Regions from separate parts of the Homo sapiens genome. Here all the other regions are linked to region 3. The links are chromatin loops, found by intact Hi-C in ENCODE. Cell type or tissue: PC-3. All regions are shown on one strand.

The links. Hi-C counts contacts between places; a loop is a spot of excess contacts. Peaks named below come from ENCODE experiments on the same cell type or tissue, not always from the same donor. Only the 100,000 strongest peaks of a DNase experiment are listed, where the experiment ranks them.
Region 1: a loop joins it to region 3, with 3 times the contacts of the local background. A loop is called at or near these places in 23 of 110 quality-filtered maps.
Region 2: it touches region 3 in a loop (5-fold over the local background); 5 of 110 quality-filtered maps call a loop at or near these places.

The regions. Positions count from the first base shown.
Region 1 is chr5:91,222,686-91,230,685 of GRCh38, reverse strand. All of the region lies in intron 3 of LOC107986432 (a long non-coding RNA gene), which reads left to right. Among named protein-coding and RNA genes, the nearest start is that of LUCAT1, 88 kb to the left of the region's middle. In PC-3, a CTCF peak has its summit at 4,402 (motif pointing left); a DNase peak (open chromatin) is centred at 4,395.
Region 2 is chr5:91,044,851-91,052,850 of GRCh38, reverse strand. The region is part of intron 85 of ADGRV1 (adhesion G protein-coupled receptor V1); the gene reads right to left. Among named protein-coding and RNA genes, the nearest start is that of LUCAT1, 270 kb to the left of the region's middle. In PC-3, a CTCF peak has its summit at 3,906; DNase peaks (open chromatin) are centred at 2,860 and 3,550; H3K4me3 peaks cover 917 bases; H3K27ac peaks cover 2,691 bases.
Region 3 is chr5:90,928,441-90,936,440 of GRCh38, reverse strand. All of the region lies in intron 83 of ADGRV1 (adhesion G protein-coupled receptor V1), which reads right to left. Among named protein-coding and RNA genes, the nearest start is that of ADGRV1, 370 kb to the right of the region's middle. RefSeq lists an enhancer at 6,453-7,005. In PC-3, a CTCF peak has its summit at 4,139 (motif pointing left); DNase peaks (open chromatin) are centred at 4,120 and 5,140; H3K4me3 peaks cover 1,597 bases; H3K27ac peaks cover 1,765 bases.

The sequences.
Region 1 (8,000 bases), 290 kb before region 3:
ACACACTGGGAAAGTGACTCCAGGGCATGTCAGAGAACTTCACCGCAGCCCCTCCTATCATAGGCCCGCAGGCTTCGGAGGAAAAATGGCCCTCTGGGCCTGGCCCAGTGCCCCCCTGCTGTGTACAGACTAGGGACTTGGTGCCCTGTGCTCTAGCCACTCCAGTCGTGGCTAAAAGAGGCTAGGGAACAGCTCAGGTCATGGCTTCAGAGGGTGCAAGCCCCAAGCCTTGGCAGCTTCCACATGGTGTTGAGTGTGCAGATGCACAGAAGTCAAGAACTGAGGTTTGGGAACCTCCACTTAGATTTCAGAGGATGTATGGAAACACCTGGATGTCCAGGCAGAAGTTTGCTGCAGGGACAGGGCCCTCATAGAGAACCTCTGCTAGGGCAATGTGAAAGGGGAATTGTGGGGATGGAGTCCTCACACAGAGTCCCCACTGGGGCACTGCCTAGTGGAGCTGTGAGAAGAGGGCCACTGTCCTCCAGATCCCAGAATGGTAGATCCGCCAACAGGACAGTTTGCAGAGTGCACCTGGAAAAGCTGCAGGCACTCAACACCAGCCCATGAAAGCAGCTGGGAGGAGGGCTGTACCCTCCAGGGCCACAGGGGCAGAGCTGCGCAAGGTCATGGGAGTCTACTTCTTGCATCAGTGTGACCTGGATGTGAGACATGGAGTCAAAGGAGATCATTTTGGAACTTTAAGGTTTAATGATTGCCCTATTGGATTTTGGACTTGGATGGGGCCTGTAGCCCCTTTGTTTTGGGCAATTTCTCCCATTTGGAATGGGTGTATTTACCCAATGCCTGTACCCTCATTGTATCTAGGAAGTAACTAGCTTACTTTTGAATGTACAGGCTCACAGGTAGAAGGGACTTGTCTCAGATGAGACTTGGGACTTGGACTTTTGGGCTAATGCTGGAATGAGTTAAGACTTTGAGGGACTGTTGGAAGGGCATGATTGTGTTTTGAATTGTGAAGACATGAGATTTCAGAGGGGCAAGGGGCAGAATAATATGGTTTGGCTGTGTCCAAACTCAAATCTCATCTTGAATGTAGTTCCCATAATCCCTATGTGTTGTAGGAGGGACCAGGTGGAGATAGTTAAATCATGGGGGTGGTTTCCCCCATCTTGTTCCCATGACAGTGAATTCGTTCTCACAAGATCTGATGGTTTTATAAGGGGTTTCCCCCTTTGCTAGGCACTCATTCTCCTTCCTGCTGCCATGTGAAGAAGGACATGTTTGCTTTCCCTTCTGACATGATTGTAAATTTCCTGAGCCCTCCCAAGCCCTGTGGAACTGTGAGTCAATTAAACCTCTTTTCTTTATAAAATGTATGTCCTTATAGCAGCATGAGAAAGGACTACTACATACACTATGTTTTTTTCCTATACAGTATCAAGCAGGTAGCATGTATAGTGTGAATATATCAGACAAAGGGATGATTCATGTCCAGATTCATGTCCAGGGCAGGACAGAGCAGGATGGTGCAAGATTTCATCATGCTACTCAGAATGGTGTGTAATTTAAAACTGATTAGTTGTCTATTTTTGGAATTTCCACTTAATATTTTTGGACCACTATTGACTGCAGATAACTGAAACTGGAAAGCAAAACAATGGATAAGGGGGGACTACTGTATTTGCTTTTTCTTCCCCATATGTTTCTGTCAGCCTTACCATTTATAGACTTATTAAATGTATTCTCCATCAAGAAGTACCATACAGTATAACTTCTAATTGAGAAAGTTAAAAATAAGAAAATGGATTAAAGTTGATGGGATTACTGACTTTACCATGTATCTCATGATACATGGTAGCAGTCTGCCTTATAAAACTATAAGATGGGATACCAAATATTCAACTATGATGCCAGCCAGAAGTTAACACGTTGTGCAGTTGGGGTGCTAGCATATGAAATATGGTATGTGGTCTGAAGCTGTGACAATTTTATGGTACCAATGCTTCCATGGCCTGAATGCATGAATTTAGCAATTAAGGGGCAGAACTGGAATGACACCTCTCATAAAATCACATAGTGGCTGAATCACAGAAGCTTGCATCACACTCCAGTCCCCCTGGGCTCTGCTGGTTTAGGGGGTCTTAGAGGCCAAAGGAGGGTTGCTTCCACAGGGTACCAAGTAAACACTGGCTTAATTGCATTGGAAACTGAGTTTGCCACTTTTTCGTTTCCAATTCTAAAACCACAGGATGAAAAGTCAAAAGAAGACTATGATATGACAGAAATGATGATTCTAGCTATAATGGGGAAACAGTGTTGCTATTATGCAATAGGATCAAGAAGGGTGTTGGTAGAAATCCAGCAATCCTCTGGGGTGCTTCTTAATACTGCCATGTCCAGCATCAAAAGTTAAAGGAAATCCACAGCAACCCAGTATGGGAAGAATGATCAAGGGACAGCTTTCTCAGGATCAAGGTATAGGTAAATCCTTGGTTGAGGGGAAAAGAAACTTGAAATTGATAATAGAGGAGTTGAGTCATCAGTGCAAATACAGCACCAAGACGAATTATAGAAATAAGACTGTAACACCTACCCATATTTTCTTTCATGTATATATGTATAAATCTTAACTGTTTTTCCTACCTTGTATCTCCGTTCTATTATTTCTTTATTAATAGTGGCTTTTACAAATTAGTCCATAGTTTACAGAATATTGAGACAATACCATGGCACAATTCCAGAATAATTGGATATCTTCCAGAATGCCTGAATTTTGATCTGGATGAAACTTCAACTGGTCCCTTTTATATGAGGAAGAATAGTTACTTTAAGTTAAGTAGGAACATTTTTTTTTCCTGGAACTTTAAGCATGGGGAGAAGCTTGTAAGTTGGTGTTGAGCTGCCGGAAGTTTGGCTTATAGTGGACATTCGTGATTCATTTTGACTGTATGGCAACCAAGTCCCATTCTATACTCTATTTGAGAATTCCTACTCATGAATCTTGGTGTGGGGCAAAAAGAGTCTATCGCTAATGAGGCTAACAATGCCAGACATTTAACAGCTTCTTTTGAAGACAGTTTATTGTCATGAGACTTAGTTAGGTTCAGAACTGGACTTTAAGGGTTAGTGATGGAAGAAATCAAGAACAGGGGTCTTTTTTCTTGTGACTATGGCAAAGACACCTATTAATATTACTTCCTTATAAACAATAAAGCTAAACTTAGTGTGAAACTTTCAGATTTTATCCTGAAATTGGGCTCTCCAGCCCTGCCAATGTGTTTACAAATTATTCACTATCCTTTTAATAAATTCCTTTCCTGCTTAACTCCAGCTAGAGTTGCTAGAAACCATGATATCAACTACCATAGCATTTGTTGAGGCATTTCCCAATATTTTACTACTGTTATGAATTCCTTTTTAAAAATTCTTTTTAAACAACCCCTTTACAAATATTTATTTTTAAAAGTCAGCCATGGACCTCGTACTTTAAAATATTTTAATATTAAGTAAAATGCATTCGTTAACATTACCACTTCTAGGAGCCCCAGGTTGAGGATCACCAGCATAAGATAAACCAAGCATATATTGTGCAGCAACATCTCATTAATTCAAATGAAATGGGAAAGATTGTCTATATCAATGTGAAATACTCACTTTTAAAACAATGAGGTTTTATTATTTCCAATTACTTACAGCAAGTAACTGCATCTAACTACCATCAAAGCATTACTAGAAATGTTAGAAATCTACTAGAAATAACTAGAAATCTGCCAAGCTAGATATATAGAGTACATGTTAGTATAATCAAGTTTTATTTTGTTGGAAGGGACCTGTATTATTCAGGATTCTTTCTGTTTCAAATAATTTTTAAAAACTGAACTCAAACTGGCTTAAAAATGAAAGGGAATGTCTTGACACACAGAACTTAAAAATCCAGAGGTTAATCTGGCTTCAGACATTATTAGATGTATGGGCTAAAAAAAGAGCCAGGACTCAGTCTCCCTCTCTCCACTGCTTGGCTATAGTTTCCTCTGTATTGGTGTCATTCTCAGGCAAGCCCTACCCGACTTGCTAGCAAGATAGTTGCCAGAAGTTCTGGGCCTACCTCTTACCCTTTCAGCAACCTGTAAAGGAAACGATTTCTTTTTCCCAATAGTTTCCTTAAAAGTCTTAGGACTGCTTCAAATTTTCCGAGCGTGGACCATGTGCCCTTTCTTGGCCAACGAGATAAAAGTCACTGAATGTCTATATAAGGATCAGATGCCCATTTCTGGAAGCTGAGGATGATTTTAGCTCTACCATACCTTGTAGAAATGGGGGAGAGGTGGTTCAACAAAGAACAATGGGATGCTGTTACCAGAAGAAGGAATAAGATGCTGGCCAGGTGAAAAGACCAATTTCACGAGAGAACCTTAAATTACCAGCGCCACCTGGTGCATCAAAACTCCTCTGAAGCCGGGCGCAGTGGTTCACACCTGTAATCTCAGCACTTTGGGTGGTTGAGGCAGGAGCATTGCTTGAGCCCAGGGGTTGGAGACCAGCCTGGGGAACATAGGGAGACCAACCCCTCCCCCTACCCCAACACACCTCTACAGAAGATTTAAAAATTAGCCAGGCATGGTGGTGCACGCCTGTCATCCCAGCTAACTGCAAGGCTGAGATTGGAGGATTGGTTGGGCCTGGGAGGCTGAGGCTGCAGTGAGCTGTGATTGTGCCACTGCACTCCATCCTGGGTGACAGAGTGAGACCCTGTCTCAAAAACAAACAAACAAACAAACAAACAAAATTCCTCTGTAACACTACTGATGGCTACTGAGCTTCTACTTGTATACTTCCCATACTGATATATTTTCTATTCTATTCAGCAACTTATTCTGTTGCCAGTAAGTGTTAAAGTTCTTCCTTATGTGGAATTAAAATTTGCTTCCTTGGATTTTAAAAACATCTATCTGTTTATGCTCTGCTCCGTGGAGTTCAGCACGTGCCCATTCCTACTTAAAAATGACACTCCTTACAGTGTTTGAAGTCAGATTTCATACAAATAATGCACCCCATTTCTCAAATGACTCTTTTTCTCCAGAACCTTTATTATCTTGGACACTTTTCCCCAAGACATTTTCTTGCTCATTGATGTTGCCATAAAATATACTTCTATAAAAGAACATACTTGGAAGATAAATAAAACAAGGAAATGAGAGTACACCATGAAATACAGAAATCATTTTGTTAACTGTGACCCATCTCTCTAAATGCAGCCTGATTTGGTTAGAAGAGCAATCCTTGGATTTGGAAGTAGATAAAATGCAATGTCCTGCTTTCTTTTTCTTTTTTCTTTTTTGTCTTGACTAGAGTGACTGTAGTCTGGTTTACCCAAGACAGTCTCAAATTATCCATTTTGGGCTAGTGTAATTATTATGGTGTCCCCCTTCTCTTTCAAAACCTTATTTTGGTCACGCTAGTCTTGAACCACTATCTGCATATACTGTTCATAGTTTGAGATAAATCATACCACAAGTTTTGGCTATGTGCCAGAGGTAGCAAAACCTACAACCTGTTCAGTTTTTGGATTTCATCCAGGTCAGATGTGCTGATTGAGTCAAGGAGTTTCCATGCTGGACAAGTATGTACTTTTGGTTGATCAGTGCTAGATAATAATGCTTCAAAACTTTGTCTAGGTAGTCTAATTATTCAGAGGACTGTGTGATATTTGTGACATTGCCAGATGGAGCACGTTCAAGGAGAAAGACAACTATGCAGCCACAAGAAACCCACACTATCACCTTGTGCTTGAGGAAATGGTGTTTTATCATCACGTTGTTAATCGATTGACAATACAATTACTTACAGTTCATTTATGCTGGAATAAATGTAATTACCGATATATTTAGGATTATGTCTATCAGTTTGTTATTTGTTTCCTATTTGTTCAAGCAGTTCTATGTTTCTTTAAAAATGTAAAGAAGACATGTTGATCCACTGATTAATGTTTCAATGGCCTTATTTTCTTGAATAGCTATTGGAGTGTTCAAAATAGAAATAGACCACATTCCAAACATGATGTATCACTATAGTGGTTTCAGAGCAAGGGCAGATTGAGTGAGCTATGTGTAAGGGTACCCAGAAAATTTATCACCAAGAATGAAACAATTTTGAGAGTGAGAGAGGGTGCTATTAATAATTATTCTGGAATGACAGGTGTAAACCAGGACAATTCCAGGCACACAAAGATGTATAGTGACCCTAAACAAACATGTATTTATTGTATAATTAATTGTTTCCTATTAGGGAGCTGTGCACAAGAATTCTGATCATGGAAGCTGGCGATAGGAAACTTGTTGTATTTGCTGTATTAAGTGTGTACCTTAAATAATAAACAAGTTCTATGATTAGGATTTGGTCCAAGCAAATTAAATGTCTAGAATTTACACATCCAGAAATTATACATGTACTGTATCATTTGTAGGCATCAAGATTAGTAAGTATTACATGAATCAGGTCTTAAATAGTTTGGGAAAAGTACAAGTTGTTTTGAGATACCTCAATCCTTCTTCATTCCCATTACTAATCATGAAAACAACACAAATGTTTTTGTTTTCTTCTTGACTTGGGTCACATTCCATTGTGGGGTGATGTAAGAGTTTTAGCCAAGCATAGAATAGTAATGAGCAATTTGGGAGATTCAGTTCTAAAACCTTGCCTAGGGTCACACACAACTAGCACTTAGAATCTAAGAACATGGAACCATTTGACTTGTAAGGTTAATTGTATACCTGTTGACTTTGGGCATATTTTCTAAGGTTAAACTGGAAAAACAAAGAGTCGGCTATGGTCCACTTGTTCAAGAAAAAAAAAATGCAAGCCCATGAGTCTTCTAGTATTTTTCCTATCCCATTGAAATATACAAGCGACCATAGGTTTCCTCTGCAAACAGCTGAGGCCTCTTGACTTCTGCTTCTAAGCCAGTAGTTTCCAGCTTGGATGCACATTAGAATCATCTAGGGGGACCCTAAGAAATCCTGATGTGGCCAGGCACAGTAGCACACGCCTGTAAATCCCAGCACTTTGAAAGGTCGAAGTGGGCAGATCACGAGGTCAAGAGTTTGAGACCATCCTGGCCAACATCGTGAAACGCCTTCTTTACTAAAAATACAAAAATTAGCTGGGTGTGGTGGCGCATGCCTGTAGGCTCAGCTACTCAGGAGGCTGAGGCAGGATAATCTCTTGAACCCGGGAGGCGGAGGTTGCAGTGAGCTGATATTGCGCCACTGCACTCCAGCCTGGCGACCGAGCGAGATTCCGTCTCAAAAAAAAAAAAAAAAAAAGTCCTGATGCATGAGCCATACCTCAGATCAATTAAATTATCATCTCTGGTGGTGGAACCTAGGCATCTGCATTTTTTAAACACTGGAGATAATTCCAATGTGCAGGCAAGGTTGAGAACCATTGTTGTAGTTTCAGCTCCATCCCCAGCTCTGCAACCATTAAGAGCTAATTTGAGGAGTTCTAGTCCAGTGCTGCAAGATGTCTGAAAGATTCAAAATCGAGTTACAAAGCTAGTCTGACTTACCAGTTCCAGTAACTAAATTTTTAAGAGTTACAGGCTAAAGTAAGAAAAAGAAGAATAATTGGATTTGGATTTAGCTAGGCTTTATTTTATTTTTTTTTTGACATCTTTTTTTGAGACAGAGTCTCACTCTATTGCCCAGGCTGGAGTGCAGTGGCATGATCTCAGCTCACTGCAATCTCTGCCTCCCGGGTTCAAGCGGTTCTCCTGCCTCAGCCTCCTGAGTAGCTGGGATTACAGGTGTGTGCCACCACACCTGGCTAATTTTTGTATTTTTAGTAGATATGGGGTTTCACCATGTTGGCCAGGCTGGTCTTGAACTCCTGATCTCAAGTGATCCACTCACCTCTGTCTCCCAAAGTGTTGAAATTACAGGTGTGAGCCACCACACCCGACATAGGTAGGCTTTATTTTTAAACCAGAATCACGAATTTAAATTAGCTGTATGGCCTTCGACAAGTTTACATATTCT
Region 2 (8,000 bases), 120 kb before region 3:
GACTTTTTTAATCTAAATTTGCCCTTTATTGATACAGAAAAGTTTCTCTTAAACTACAACTGGACTGTGACATAGACATCTTTAACAAGCCTCAGGATACTTAAAATGCTAGGTCTAGGCTGGGCGTGGTGGCTCACACTTGTAATCCCAGCACTTTGGGAGGCCAAGGCGGGTGGATCACCTGAGGTCAGGAATTCGAGACCAGCCTGACCAAGGTGGTGAGACCTGTCTCTACTAAAAATCCAAAAATTAGCCAGGCGTGGTGGTGGGGGCCTGTAATACCAGCTACTCGGGAGGCTGAGGCACGATAATCATTTGAGCCCGGGAGGTGGAGGCTGCAGTGAGCTGAGATCACTGTGCCACTGCACTCCAGCCTGGGCGACAGAGCAAAATTCTGTCAAAAAAAAAAAAAAAGAAATATGCAGAGGTTTTCATTTTTTTCAGTGCTATCAACAAAACAGTGCTATTAACAAAACACTACAATCCATTCAGTAAATGCTACTACAAAGCAATTTTGGAAAGTTAGATTCTAAAATACACTTTTTTTTTTTTTTAGAAGAAATGTTCAAGAAAACATGGAAGGTATCAGGCTATCACACAACCTAAGATTTGATGTCTTATTTCTTGTAGCTCCCTTTCTTCAATCCTTATAAAAACTCACTGCAGAGACCCTAATGTTAAGGCTTATATTTGCTTAAAGTTCAAAGTGGAGCACTGCCTCTAGATTAACTATTGAAAAGAAAAAGAAAAGGAGATTAATTTTAAAAAAGAAAAACCAATAAGTTTGTTCTCTAGTTTTGGCTGTAATAATTATTAAATAAATAGTGCCAAAATACAGATCAAATAAAGTCACAAGTGGTCTTCAGTCTATGGTTAGCTAAAATGAATATCGTAAACAGGATATTCTTCCACCTTTTATATGAAAGAAGTTTTTATATAGCAAACATAAGGTGAATTGTTAATGACATCAGAGTGAGGTTCTCATCATTGTAAAAAAGTCCACTTACATAAACAAGGATGCCAAATATAGATGCTCATTGGGATGTAACCCCATTTTAAGTCAAAAATATCCTAAGTAGATCAAGACCATCCTGGCTAACGTCGTGAAACCCCATCTCTACTAAAAATACAAAAAAATTAGCTGGGCATGGTGGCGGGCACCTGTGGTTCCAGCTACTCGGGAGGCTGAGGCAGGAGAATGGCATGAACCCGGCAGGTGGTGCTTGCAGTGAGCCGAGATCGCGCCACTGCACTCCAGCCTGGGCGACAGAGTGAGACTCTTCCTCAAAAAAAAAAAAAAAAAAAAAAAAAAATCCTAAGTCAAAATGCATTTAATACCCCTAACCTACTGAACATTATAGCTTAGCCTAGCCTACCTTAAATATGCTCAGAAAACTTACGTTAGCCTACAGTTGAACAAAGTAATCTAACACAAGCGTATTTAATAATAAAGTGTTTTATATCTCATGTAATTTATTAAATACTATACTGAAAGTGAAAGAATGATTGTATGGGTACTCAAAGTACAGTTTCTACTGAATATATATTGCTTTTGTATCATTCTAAAGTTGGAAAACTGTTTAGTTGAATTATTGTGAATCAGGGACTTCCTGTATAATATTTAGAAGTTGAATATATTTAAAACATGCATATAATCAGTATCTTCAGTTTATGGGATGAAATTCATACATTTAAAAGTCTGGGTGCCATAAGGAGCCTTTTAGGGTTTTTGGATTCTGTATCTCATGTTGTGCTAAGTTTATATGCAATCTTTAGTTTAATCTTCACAAGAAATCCATAAGACAAGCATTAATTTTAATCTCCATTCCTTCCTGACTATTGAGCATTGGCTATAGGTCAGAAAATGTTCGAGGCTCCAGGGTTAGAGAAGTGAACAACCGCAGCTGCAAAAAGTCCTTGCCCTCCTGGAGCTTACATTCTAGTGGATATCACTTTGTCTGGATCCTTTTGAAATATTTAATTTTATTTTTCAAGACAGGGTCTCACTCCATCACCCAGGCTGGAATGCAGCAGTACAACTGCATCTCACTGCAGCCTCAACCTTCTGGGCTCAAGCAATCCTCCCACCTCAGCTCCTGAGTACCTGGAACCACAGGCACACACCACCATGCCTGGCTAATTTTTAATTTATTTTGTAGAGCCAGGGTCTCTCTATGTTGCCAAGGGTGGTCTTGAACTCCTGGGTTCAAGCAATCCTCCTACCTCAGCCTCCCAAATTCTTTTTAGTCTAACCTTGTTCAGAGCTAAGTTATTAGAAAGACTTTTTTAAAAAACAAAAAACTGTCTTTTAAACCCAAGCCAGAATCCAACACAGATACCTGAAATACAGAAAATATGAAAATGCATACAAATAAATACATACTATACCTGATATTGATAATGATATCAACAATGCCATGATGGAAAAATAAAATAGGATAAGGACATTGTGAAGTGCTGAGAATTGTTAATTTTATATGAAAGGGTCAGAGGCACAAAGTACACTATTTAGAAGCCAAACTGAGATTTGAGATTTCCTACTACCAAATCAGGGAGCTAGACCGCTGATGTCTCTTTCAGAACAACGGGAAAAGATATACTGAATTAATATTGCAGTGTTCTTATTAACATGCTGTTGTTTCAAGCAAATTAATGCTAGTCCTCAAATGTCAAGATACCACCCAAGGAATACCTTATCCAACTGGAAAAGAGTCCTAATGCTTTATTTCCAAAAAATGTAGACCCTTAGTGTCAGCACAAGTACCCAGATTGGTATAGTTAATTATTTTTCTAATTCCTTACCAGCAGGATCTGGAGGAGGACATCTGGAATTCTCCCTGGCAGGCCCGCACATGACTCATGTCAGAGGAACAGTTGCATTAGATAACTGATAAGTCTGTAAATTTTTATGAGGTGTTTCCAAACCTCACATACAGTTGTCCCTCAGTATTTGTGGTGCATTGATTCCAGGGCCTCCTGCAGATACCAAAATCTAAGGATGCTCAAGCCCTAAAGTTGGCCCTGTGGAACCCGTAGCACTGTATTGTCATTCTTGCTTACAACCAGTTTGTTTCTTTCATCTAAAGCACTCCCCCTTCAAAAATAATCAAGATACACTGGTTATGTGAGCTTTATATTTGTCTGAGATTGCCATTTTTCTTATGAAAATTCATTTCATTTGGTTATAGTCATCCCTTAAATCCCAGTGTTTGCCTAAACACAAGCTATCCAGAATTACATTGAGTGATAATATTTGTCTTGATTTTGAATTAATATAAAGGGCAACAAGTGTCCAGGTATGGCCATTTAGTGTAAAATTCGTGTATTTAGTTAAGTATTTAATCATTTATTCCAAATGGGCTAACTTGTTCCAAGTAGATCACCATATGGAAAGTTTTAAGACTTTTTTTAAAATGCTGAAATAATCTGCTGTTATCCTAACTGTAAGGTCCACTGAGCCTAGACTTAACTATTTCAAAAGAATGAAGTAGACATCCTGGATCATCAGACAATGCATTTAAACAGAGACTTGGCCTGACAAATCCATAAACAAACATGTGAATTTATGGGGATAAACCAGTGACAAATCCATAAACAAACACAAGCTTTATGAGAATAAACCAGTGCTGTGTCACATAAACTCTAGGGTAAAGGAGAAAGGTTTACTAGTTTACCTAGAAATTATTCTTAAATCTTTAAACCATATCACTTTTTAAGATATATTTTGTTAACATGGATAATTATCAATTGGTTCAGTTCAGTGGTCTTGGTTTATTTTTTTTTTTTAAGGAAAAGCAGAATGCATGATAAATATAGGCTGCAATATGAAAGTCACACCAATAGGCCTGGGTTTTTAGATAAATTGGTTATAATCCGGTCACCATCACCCATCTACAGGTGACTTAATGGAATTGTAGGCAAAGTAACTAGAGTCAAATAAACTTCTGTTAGTGTTGCCTAACTACTGAAGATGCAAAAAAAGCTGTATCTTTTTTGCGACTTTCATTTATTTAAGTCACTTTACAAAAATTGATAGATCTTGCTGTTAAACTGGAAGTTTTGATCAAGAACCTAAGGCATCAGGTATCGAAGTAAGCTGGAAGACAGAAAGCATCAGAGCAACTTGTGAAACTACGTGGCTGAGAACAGGCTAGATATCTTTACATGTCAAAGGAAAGAGAGAAAGAAAGTCAGAAAGAGAGAAAGAAAGTTTAGAAAAGGAAAGGATTAGTTTTATTTATTTATTTTTTTGGCATGCACTTGTATAGGAAAAAGAGAGAACAAGATACCTACAATTGTGCTATGTAGAAGTAACTGTGTGTCCCCTGGAGCTGAGGGGAAGGGATGAAGAGTTCTGGTTTTGACCCTCTTTGGAAAATCTCCAGTGTGAGAGAGAGGCTGGCTTGCTACTCTAGCAGCAGGCTAGAAAAAGAGGTGGTTAGGTTGGGTAAACTTGCACTTCAAAAGTTTATTGGGCCAAAGTGTTGCACAGATTTATCTGGTACATTGCACAAGAGAAAGCTAGAATAATATGATCCTAGTTCTTGTCTGATAGAACCTTCTGGAAGGGCCATTAGGCCTCAGCAGAGACAGGCAGAAGGTACTGAGTTGCTAGAGATTGTGCAAATCATAAGCAACTGTCCAGAGGATGGCAGCCAACTTATGACAGTACCAATCAAATAAATGTGCCAGTATTTTCCTGCCTCTCTTCCATATTCTTCCTCCCCATGTTCCAACCCAGAAGAGACAGAAATAAAGATTAATTAGCAGAAGTGTAAAGAGGCAGGGAAAAAGAGGCTAACCACACGCTCTTCCCTATTCATAAACTTTATGCCTTAGTAAGTCCTTGCTGTTGGAAGGATAGTAGTTTTAACTAAATAAAGTTAGCTACTTTGACAATCCCATGGGACTAGATTTTTAAATAATTGCGTCAAGACTATCTTTGTGATTTACAGTAATCACAAGGCTTTCTATTTCCAAAGAATTATTAGAGGTTTCAAGAAGTTTTCTAAGGTTTTATTCAGTGGCAGAAGACTTCTTTCATTGAATAAATTATAAAGAAACAACCAGTGACAAAATAGTATCACTTTATGATTAGACCTCATGAATCCTAACACATTAGTCACACTGTGATGGTTAATACTGAGTGTCAACTTGTTTGAAGGATCAAAGTATTGTTATTGGGTGTGTCTGTGAGGGTGTTGCCAAAGGAGATCAACATTTGAGTCAGTGGACTGGGAAAGGCAGACCCTAACCTTCATCTGGGTGGGCACAATCTAATCAGCTGCCAGCATAGCCAGAATAAAAGCAGGCAGAAGAACATGGAAAGATGAGACTGGCTTAGCCTCCGAGCCTACATCTTTCTCCCATGCTGGATGCTTCCTATCTTCAAACATCAGACTCCAAGTTCTTCAGCTTTGGGACTTGGACTGGCTTCGTTGCTCCTCAGCTTGCATACAGCCTATTGTGGGACCTCATCTTGTGAACATGTGAGTTAATACTCCTTAACAAACTTCTCTTTATACACACATCTATCCTCACAGTTCTGTCCCTCCCTCTAGAGAACTCTAATACATACATGTAAAGAGAAAAATTATGGAAAAATAAAGGATATTATCTTTTTTATAACAATAAGGGAACTGTTTGACTAAGAAATTTGTTCACAGTTACTAGGCGTGGCAACTAGAGCGCAAATTCAGATCTTTGAACTCCCAGATCAGTACTATTTTATTCTACAATAGTCACCACATTGTTTTTCATAGTGGTTGTACTAGTTTACATTCCCACCAGTAGTTTAGAAGTGTTCCTGTTCACTGCATCCACGCCGGTATCTATTATTTTTTGACTTTTTGATCATGGCCATTCTTCTAGGAGTAAGGTGGTATTGCATTGTGGTTTTGGTTTGCATTTCCCGGATCATTAGTGATGCTGAGCATTTTTTCATATGTTTGTTGGCCACTTGTATATCTTCTTTTGAGAATTGTCTATTCATGTCCTTAGCCCACTTTTGGATGGGATTGTTTGTCTTTTCTTGCTAATTTGTTTGAGTTTGTTGTAGATTTTGGATATTAGTCCTTGGTGAGATGTATAGATGGTGAAGATTTTCTCCCACTCTGTGGGATGTCTGTTTACTCCACTGATTGTTCCTTCTGCCATGCAAAAGCTCTTTAGTTTAATTAAGTCCCAGCTGTTCGTCTTTGTTCTTACTGCATTTGCTTTTGGTTCTTGGTCATGAAATCCTTGCCTGAGCCAATGCGTAGAAGGGGTTTTCCAACGTTAGTTATCTTCTAGAATTTTTATAGTTTCAAGTCTTACATTTAAGTCCTTAACCCATCTTGAGTTTATTTCTATATAAGGTGAGAGATGAGGATCCTGTTTCATCCTCCTACATGTGACTTGCCAATTATCCCAGCACCATTTGTTGAATAGGGTATCTTTCCTCACTTTATGTTTTTGCTTGCTTTGTCACAGATCAGTTGGCTGTATTTGACTTTATTTCTAGGTTCTCTATTCTGTTCCATTGGTCTATGTGCCTATTTTTATACCAGTATCATGCTGTTTTGGTGACAATGGCCTTATATCATAGCTTGAAATCAGGTAATGTGATGCCTCCAGATTTGTTCTTTTTGCTTAGTCTTGCTTTGGCTCTGCAGGCTCTTTTTTGATTCCATATGAATTTTAGGATTGTTTTTTCTAGTTCTGTGAAGAATGATGATGATATTTTGTTGGGAATTGTGGTGAATTTATAGATTGCTTTTGGCAATATGGTCATTTTCACAACATTTATTCTACCCATCCATGAGCATGGGATGCGTTTCCATTTGTTTGTGTTGTCTATGATTTCTTTCAGCAGTGTTTTGTAGTTTTCCTTCTAGAGGTCTTTCACCTCCTTAGTGTATTCCTAAGTATTTTATTTTTTTGCAGCTATTATAAGAGGTGTTGAGTTCTTGACTTGATTCTCAGCTTGGTCGCTGTTGGTGTATAGAAGAGCTACTGATTTGTGTACATTAATTTTGTATCCAGAAACTTTGCTGAATTCTTTTATCGGTTCTAGAAACTTTCTGGAGGAGTCTTTAGGGTTTTCTAGGTAAACAATCATATAATCAGTAAACAGCAACAGTTTGACCTCCTCTTTACTGATTTGGATGCCCTTATTTCTTTCTCTTGTCTGATTGCTCTGGCTAGGACTTCCAGTACTAAGTTGAAGAAAAGTAGTGAGAGTGGGCGTCCTTGTCTTATTGCAGTTCTCAACTTTTCCCCATTCAGTGTTATGTTGGCTGTGGGTTTGTCATAGATGGCTTTTATTACCTTGAGGTATGTCCCTTGTATGCCAATTTTGCTGAGAGTTTTAATCATAAAGGAATGCTGGATTTTGTCAAATGCTTTTTCTGCATCTGTTGAGGGGATCATGTGATTTTTGTTTTTAATTCTGCTTATGTGGCATACCACATTTATTGACTTGCATATGTTAAACCATCCCTGCATGCCTGGTATGAAACCTACTTGATCATGGTGGATTATATTTTTGATATGTTGTTGGATTCCGTTAGCCAGTATTTTGTTGAGGATTTTTGCATGTATGTTCATCAGGGATATTGGTCCGTAGTCTTCTTTTTTGGTTATGTCCTTTCCTGGTCTTGGTATCAGGGTGACACTGGCTTCATAGAATGATTTAGGGAGGATTCCCTCTTTCTCTATCTTGTGGAATAGTGTCAACAGTAATGGTGCCAATTCTTCTTTTTGAATGTCTGGTATAATTTGCTCATTTTTATCTTTGCTCAGGCTGTGTTTCATGCATGGAATGTTCTCTTCTCCTTCCAAATTACCTAATAAAATGCTTTTCATCCTTTAATGCTTGGCAAAGCATCACTCTCTTCTTGTGTTCTCAACCACCCACAATAATCTTCCTACATCTGAATTTCTTTAGAAACTAATGATTTACTGATATGTACTGATTTCTTACAGGTTTTTTGTCTTGTTGCTCTAAACAGACTATAAAC
Region 3 (8,000 bases):
AAGTGGAAGATTTTTATAGATTCAATTGATGTCATTTTTTAAAAATCCTAAAGAGATGCAAAAATATATTTACAAATTTGAAAGTAATAGATAGATATATTTTTAGATACAGCTAGAATGTGTGTATGTGCATGTATGTGTGTGTGTGAGAGAGGAGAACACCATAATTAATGTTAGAAATATACAGAAAATAAAAAAACAGAATGATCCAGTAATAACTAAATTGGATCCATAATCCAAAATGTCTTGGCCCAGAAGAAATCAAGAAGATTGGAAGAATACTGCAGAACATTGCTACTGTCTTTCTGCACCACATAGAGCAATGATTCATAAAGTCTAGGGTACATAAAAAGCATCCTGGTAACTTATTACAAATGCAGATTTTCAGGCCTCATCATGGAAGAGTCTTATTCTAAAACTCTTGAAAAGCATTTTTTTGTTGTTTTGTTTAGAGATGGGGTGGTCGCTATGTTGCTCAGGCTGTAGTGCAGTGATTATTCACAAGCACCATCACAACACACTACAGCCTTCAACTCCCAGGCTCAGGTAATCCTCCTGCCTTAGCCTCCTGGGTAGCTGGGACAACAGGTGTGTGTCACTGCCTGGGCTGGAAAAACTTCATTTGTAACAAGCAATCCAGGTTACCACAATCAAGGTGGCCTTCAAACCACATTCTAAGAAACACTGCCTCGAGTCATATGACATTCGGACACACATCTGTCCTTCCTAATTGTGCTGAACACATACCAGAGTTATGTGTATAGGTGTAAGGGCATAAATTTTGTGGGGCCCACAGACTTAAGAACTAAATAGCAACAACAACAAAAGCAGTATTAGAAAGTCACATGCCACATTTTTTACAGGTTTTTTTCTGTTGAATAACTATGGTTTTCCATAATTTTTAAAAGCATAATCAATCTCTATTCTCTATATTAGAAAGCAAAACATGATCAAATAGGTTACAACTATTCCCCTCTGCCAGCTGATACCAGTCAGGGTCTAGGAGGTGCGGAAGCTGGAACTGAATGTAGCAGAGAGATGCAAAGCTCTAGTACTCACCCCTGGCCATTAGCAGCCTCATTGTTAACAAATATAATTTTCTATATTTCTTATGACATCAAAAAGGCTTAAAAGCAAAACTATGGAGTATGTGAAAGTATTAACTTCTGTTTTGACAAACATTAGAGCTGAACAATCTAATTTCTCATTGGAGAGCCTTGAACCTTATTGACAGGAATAGGAAGGATTTCTTGTCTAGGTGAATATGCTTAATACTTTCACTGATTAAGCATTTACTGTTCTCCATTATAACTGGCACCATCATAAATGCCAGAGATGAAAACAAAGGAAAACAAAACAAAACTGTTATGGATTGAACATTTGTGTCATTCCAAAATTCATATATGAAACCTTGACCCCCACTGTGATGGTAACTAGAGATGGGGCTTCTAGGAGGTAATTAGGTTTAGATGAGGTTGGATGAAGTTATGAAGGTGGGGCCCTCATCATGGGATTAGTGCCCTTGTAAGACACACCAGAGAATTTGCTCTCTTTCCTTCTCCAAGTACACAGACAGAAGAGGTCATGTGAGCACACAGTGAGCTAGAGGCCACCTAAAAGCCAAGAGAAGAGGCCTCAGAATAAAATCTACTTTGTAAGTGCCCTGCTCTTACTTGCCAGCCTCCGGAACTGCGAGAAATAAATTTCTGTTGTTTAAGTCACACAGTCTGTTGTATTTTGTTATGGCAGCCCTAGCTGAGACAAAAACAAAACACCTCTGAAGAAGCAGTGGTCCCTGTGATCTCAAGGACCCAACAATTGAAAGTCTGGAACAACAATTCAAAAGGTGACATGATACCCATGGACAAGGTTCAGGATGGAGGACACAAACAAAACGCCCAGGGAACACACGAGAGGAAGTGCTTATCTCCTACCATGAGAGAGATCAGTAGCTGTGGGCAGGTTGCTAAAAGGAGCTGATAAACAAGATGGGCCTGAAAAGCAGGATTTTATTAGACTTAGAAGGGTAAGTGGCAGAATAATGTTCCGAAATAACCAAGGTTTTTTTCCCTCTGGTTTTCCTTTTCATCTGTTGTAGTCTCCACCCCTTCAAGCAATAGCAAGATTGAGCAGCATTCACCGCCCAGGGAAGACATCAATTATAAGCAGAATGAAGATAAGGAAGAGATCAAAGGCCTGGAAGAATACTGAGCAAGGGCAAGACTTCCCATGCTAGGCCAGAACAGATCTAGAGACCTGTAGGGTCGGAAGGGGAGAGATGAAGAGGAAGCAAAGAGAGTGAAAAAATGAGGTGAGACTATGCCAACTTCCAGCAAGAAGAACAGACAAAACCCCTGCAGAGGTTTAGGGATCTGAGGTCAGTAAGAACCCATGGCTACTTTTCTGAAATAGTTTCTGGAGTAGAAAGGCTACAGTCTGTGTCTAGGCAGCTGTGCCTGCGACAGGCCCCTTGCCTACCTCCCTAGATGGCTCAATGTTACAAGAGTCCCCAAAGGCCTACGTGCAGCCACAGAATAAGGCCAAAGGAGACCAGAATTGACAGATTGTTCATACCACCTAGCAGAATAGGGCTCAATTCAGCTGTGAACAAATAGTTATATTCCTCACATATCTCTGTGTGTGGACTGAGATTCACACCTGCTACAAGAAAATGGGCATTCCAGGCAGAAGGAACCTAAACAAAAAACAGAAGGATTGGAGGGCAGAGAACTTCCCGGGAGAACCAAGTAGAGGCCTAATAGTGAGGGTTTTTGAATACCAAATCAACTCAAAAGTTAGAGAGATTCTCTGAAAAGTTAGTCTCATCAACCAACTCTTCTGCACAAACCCTGCCAGTGACTTTCTATCTCATTTGGAGAAAAATTCTACTAGGTCCTGGCACATCTCACTAACTTCATCTCCCACCACTCCCCCTCACATTCCAGAACCAGACTCACTTACTGCCCTTAAAATAAACCTCAGGACTATATTTGCTTTGCCCTTTTATCTGGAATGTATCCCCCAGCTACATGCATAGCTTTCTTCCTCATTTCCCTCAGATCTCTGCTCAAATAGTATCTTCTCAGATACATTTTCCTTGGCATCCCTATATAAAATAGTTCTGCTTCTAACACTCTTAATCCTTTTACAACATTACCCTTTGTCATTGCAATTAATCCTACTCTGGTGTGCACCCCTGCCTTGCCACCACTACCACCAAACATAAACACCATGAGTAAATTTTGTTTGTATGTTCATTGCCGTAAACAAAATATAGAACAAGGCCCGACACAGAGCAGACACTCAATAAGTGAATGAATTGATGGGACCAGGTCTCAAGCTCTGAGATTAAAAAATTTGAGAAATCATGCTTTTTAAGTAAACCAACCACTTTCAATTTGAAGTTCATTAAAAGTCTTCAGAGAGTGATTATTCCGGGATCACTAATAACTCTAATTTTATACGTATAATTATATACGTGGGGCCTGCATATCAATATGTGACCAGCACAATGTGTGATGAGAGTGACTTTCACATGCCACTGAGCAAGTGTCCTTTTTATACAGTCTTGTTGCTGTGTGTTTTTACATGTATACATATATGTATGTGTGTATACTATGTGTATGTATACACACACACACACACAACTCACGACAAGCCTATATTCTCTGATTTTTTTTAATCTGAAAGCTTTTTCTGACACAAATCACTGTTTGTCTTTTGCAGCGATGCATTCTATGGTGACTTAATGTTTTCAATTGTTCACAACTGAGCTATACTTAGAGATCTATATGTTTTTACATTTGAAAATAAATATCAGGGAGAATATTACTATTTTAAAGGTAATAGTAGAACTTTTAGTGAACACTTGATATCAAACACATTGTGTTTTTCTAGTAAGTTAAGCATCTCTCCACAAACTAGTACCTTGAAAAACAAGTACCAACCAAAACATTTGGAAGTTGTTTTTGTTGGTTTGTTTTAAACAACAACAAAAAAGGCCATTTCCACTAGCAAACAGAAGCAAGGTACAAAACTTAGCTTAGTAACAAAAACACAAAAGATGAGTAAATACCCACAGGTTTTTATTGGGGAAAGTCAGCGGGACACCCTGGGAAACAGAGCTTGGAAAGAGTGCCTCCTAGTGGGCAAACTAACTCAATGTAGACGTGATGAGATGGAAAAGTACCTTTTACACGAAAATGAAATGGGATATTTGGGAAATCATACCACTAATGAAAAAACATTCACAGCCCTGAGAACTCATTTCCTGGCAAGTTACCACTTCCTTGAATTCTCTCACCTGCTAAAATGATTACATACAGATTTACCCACGAAGAAAATAAACTAAGCTGCCCTGCAATGCTTGAGAAATCCCTTCTAGCAAGTGGAAAATTTATAACAATTTATGTGGAGAAGGAAAATAAAACAAAGTGAGTAAAGTAAAAATCTAAAGCTAGAGTCCCTCATGCTTATCTTTGCTGTTTCAACTTTGTGCCTCTGCTCTTATGGACCATTCATTTTATGTCCACTAAATATTCAATTAAGTTTTCAGATTTTAGGGGCTTAAATTTATTTAAGCAGCAAGGAACATCAATTTTTCTCTAAGCCAATATACGGTAAAGGATTTTCAAGTATATGCCTGTCCAGAAAGAGTGATTTCATTTCTTTTCATCAATTAGGAAACATGCGTAATTATAGACTAACAAGTAGGAATTAACCATTATTAAAATATTTCTTTTAAGAAATTGTGTTGTCAATTTTAATAAAATGTTTGTTGAATTATGCTGTTTTCCATACTTCAACATAATCACATATAAAATTTGGCACATAAGCAAAATGATTTTTTTCTTACAATTTGTGATTTTTAAAAATATGCTGACTTCCAGGTAGAATTATATTACTTCAAGAAAAGCAAACATTTTACCTAGTGAAATTTGTCAATTTGGGCATCACTAGGAGAACTGAACTAAGAAAAGGAATTTGATTTATAGAAACTATTTGAATGTATCTAGCTCCATAAGTGAGCTAGCTTCATTAAGTGAGCTGGATACATTCTTGGATAAGTGACTAACTTTTTGGAAAACTCATCCCTTCCACATCACCCCTTTGCCCTAAATCTTCACTGTATAAACTTGTTTGATATCTGGCCCTTGATGACTTAGCTCTTGTTTACCAGTCCAGCCTCATCCCCCATGACTTCTCAAATTTGCATTACCCACCAGTCATCTTAAACTGCTGTTTCATTCTCTTTCTCCATCCATACACGACATTCTGTCGGATCTGCCTGCTTTTACCAGTGCTGCTTGCTTTGCCAGGACACACTTCCAGCAAGTACCTCCTTCTCCCTCCTCTCTCTCTTCACCTATAAAAAAATCTACAAATCTTTCAGCTTTGGTGTCATCTATTCCGAGTCACCTTGGGATGAACAAAGTGGCCCCTTCTCTGAGGTCTCATGGCACAAGTTCAGAAGTTTTCTTATCACTGATGCAACATACTAAAATATTCTGGTTAGGTTTCTCCTTCAAAGTTAGGCAGTAGTAATCCCAGATGGCCCAGAGGGGACCCTCTGCAAGTGTTTAATGAATTGGATATTCTATATTATGCAGGCTCTCATATTGTGAGAGATATTTCATTAAAACCTAGGTAAAATTATTGTTACCGAACATGAAACCACAATATTTCCTCATGTAAGTTATTTACAGTAGTGCAAGACCAAGTTGATTAGGGCAGTAAAAATTATCAGGTAAGCAAAGGAGGATTATAGTTTCTGCTTGAAAATTTGGACTCACGTAAATTTAGAAATAACTCTCTAGTATTTAAAAATTAAAATTTTGGCTAACACTAATATTTGGTCCTTTTTTCTTTGGTTAAAAAAGACACATAAATACTCAGACACAAAATGATACTGTTTCATTGACAAGAATTCATACATTGAATACCAAGTTATAAAAGTCCATGTACAAAACCACCCAGGCAATAAAAGTATTACCATTTGGTCGTTATGAATTTTAGATTATGTAGGAATGTTCTTGGCCAATTAAGTCTATAATAAAAATACGTATTTTTTTTAAGTTGGCATTCTCATTCACTATTTCTGTTTGTTTCTTATTTGGAGTTTGCCGGAAGGACTCATGATATGCCTCTGGCAACGTATTCATTTTGTTAGACCAGGACTGAAAGTAAATATTGGCATCGATGTTTCTAATAAGAAAGTAGAACATCTGACTCTATCACTCAGGAGGCTGTTGCAGCAAAATCACAGCATAATCTGTCCTTAAAATAGTACTGTTAAGAAATGTATTTTTTTTACCAAAGATTTGCTAGACAAATCATATATTTTTTAAAAAGAAACAACAAAAAGAAGATGTTTAGTGGTCAGGCCATTAAAATGGAAAGCCAACACCCATGGCTAAAATTAATGCCTATTTTAAATATAGACTGGCCTTTTAAAATTCATCTGCTATAAAACAGAATATGGATAAAAAACTAAACTAAAATACAAGCAGAAATGGAAACTTTTCTTAAAAATGATTTCTTAATGTTTCTGTAGGATACAGTCATTTACTTTCCTTAACGTTGTACAGAAAAAAAGAAACATATCTACATATTAGTCAACAACTTAAAGGTAGTCAATGCAGTATAATCCATACTGTACCAACTAATATGATCAAAAGCTATTTAAAGAAAATGTGCCTAATCATTAATAGTAACATAAAAAGAATAGCACTGAAAACAACTTTTAATCTGAGATGTTGTCAGCACTTAGAACAAATAACCTGGGGGGAGGAGCCAATATGGCCGAATAGGAACAGCTCCGGTCTACAGCTCCCAGCCTGAGTGACGCAGAAGCCAGGTGATTTCTGCATTTCCATCTGAGGTACCGGGTTCATCTCACTAGGGAGTGCCAGACAGTGGGCGCAGGTCAGTGGGTGCGCGCACCGTGCGCGAGCCGAAGCAGGGCGAGGCATTGCCTCACTTGGGAAGCGCAAGGGGTCAGGGAGTTCCCTTTCCAAGTCAAAGAAAGGGGTGACGGACGCACCTGGAAAATCGGGCCACTCCCACCCGAATACTGCGCTTTTCCGACCGGCTTAAAACACGACGCACCACAAGATTATATCCCGCACCTGGCTCGGAGGGTCCTACACCCATGGAGTCTCGCTGATTGCTAGCACAGCAGTCTGAGATCAACCTGCAAGGCGGCAGCGAGGCTGGGGGAGGGGCGCCCGCCATTGCCCAGGCTTGCTGAGGTAAACAAAGCAGCCTGGAAGCTCAAACTGGGTGGAGCCCACCACAGCTCAAGGAGGCCTGCCTGCCTCTGTAGGCTCCACCTCTGGGGGCAGGGCACAGACAAACAAAAAGACAGCAGTAACCTCTGCAGACTTAAATGTCCCTGTCTGACAGCTTTGAAGAGAGCAGTGGTTCTCCCAGCACGCAGCTGGAGATCTGAGAACGGGCAGACTGCCTCCTCAAGTGGGTCCCTGACCCCTGACCCCCGAGCAGCCTAACTGGGAGGCACCCCCCAGCAGGGGCACACTGACACCTCACACGGCAGGCTATTCCAACAGACCTGCAGCTGAGGGTCCTGTCTGTTAGAAGGAAAACTAACAAACAGAAAGGACATCCACACCAAAAACCCATCTGTACATCACTATTATCAAAGACCAAAAGTAGATAAAAACACAAAGATGGGGAAAAAACAGAACAGAAAAACGGGAAACTCTAAAAAGCAGAGCGCCTCTCCTCCTCCAAAGGAACGCAGTTCCTCACCAGCAACGGAACAAAGCTGGATGGAGAATGACTTTCACGAGCTGAGAGAAGAAGGCTTCAGACGATCAAATTACTCTGAGCTACGGGAGGACATTCAAACCAAAGGCAAAGAAGTTGAAAACTTTGAAAAAAATTTAGAAGAATGTATAACTAGAATAAGCAATACAGGGAACTGCTTAAAGGAGCTGATGGAGCTGAAAACCAAGGCTCGAGAACTACGTGAAGAATGC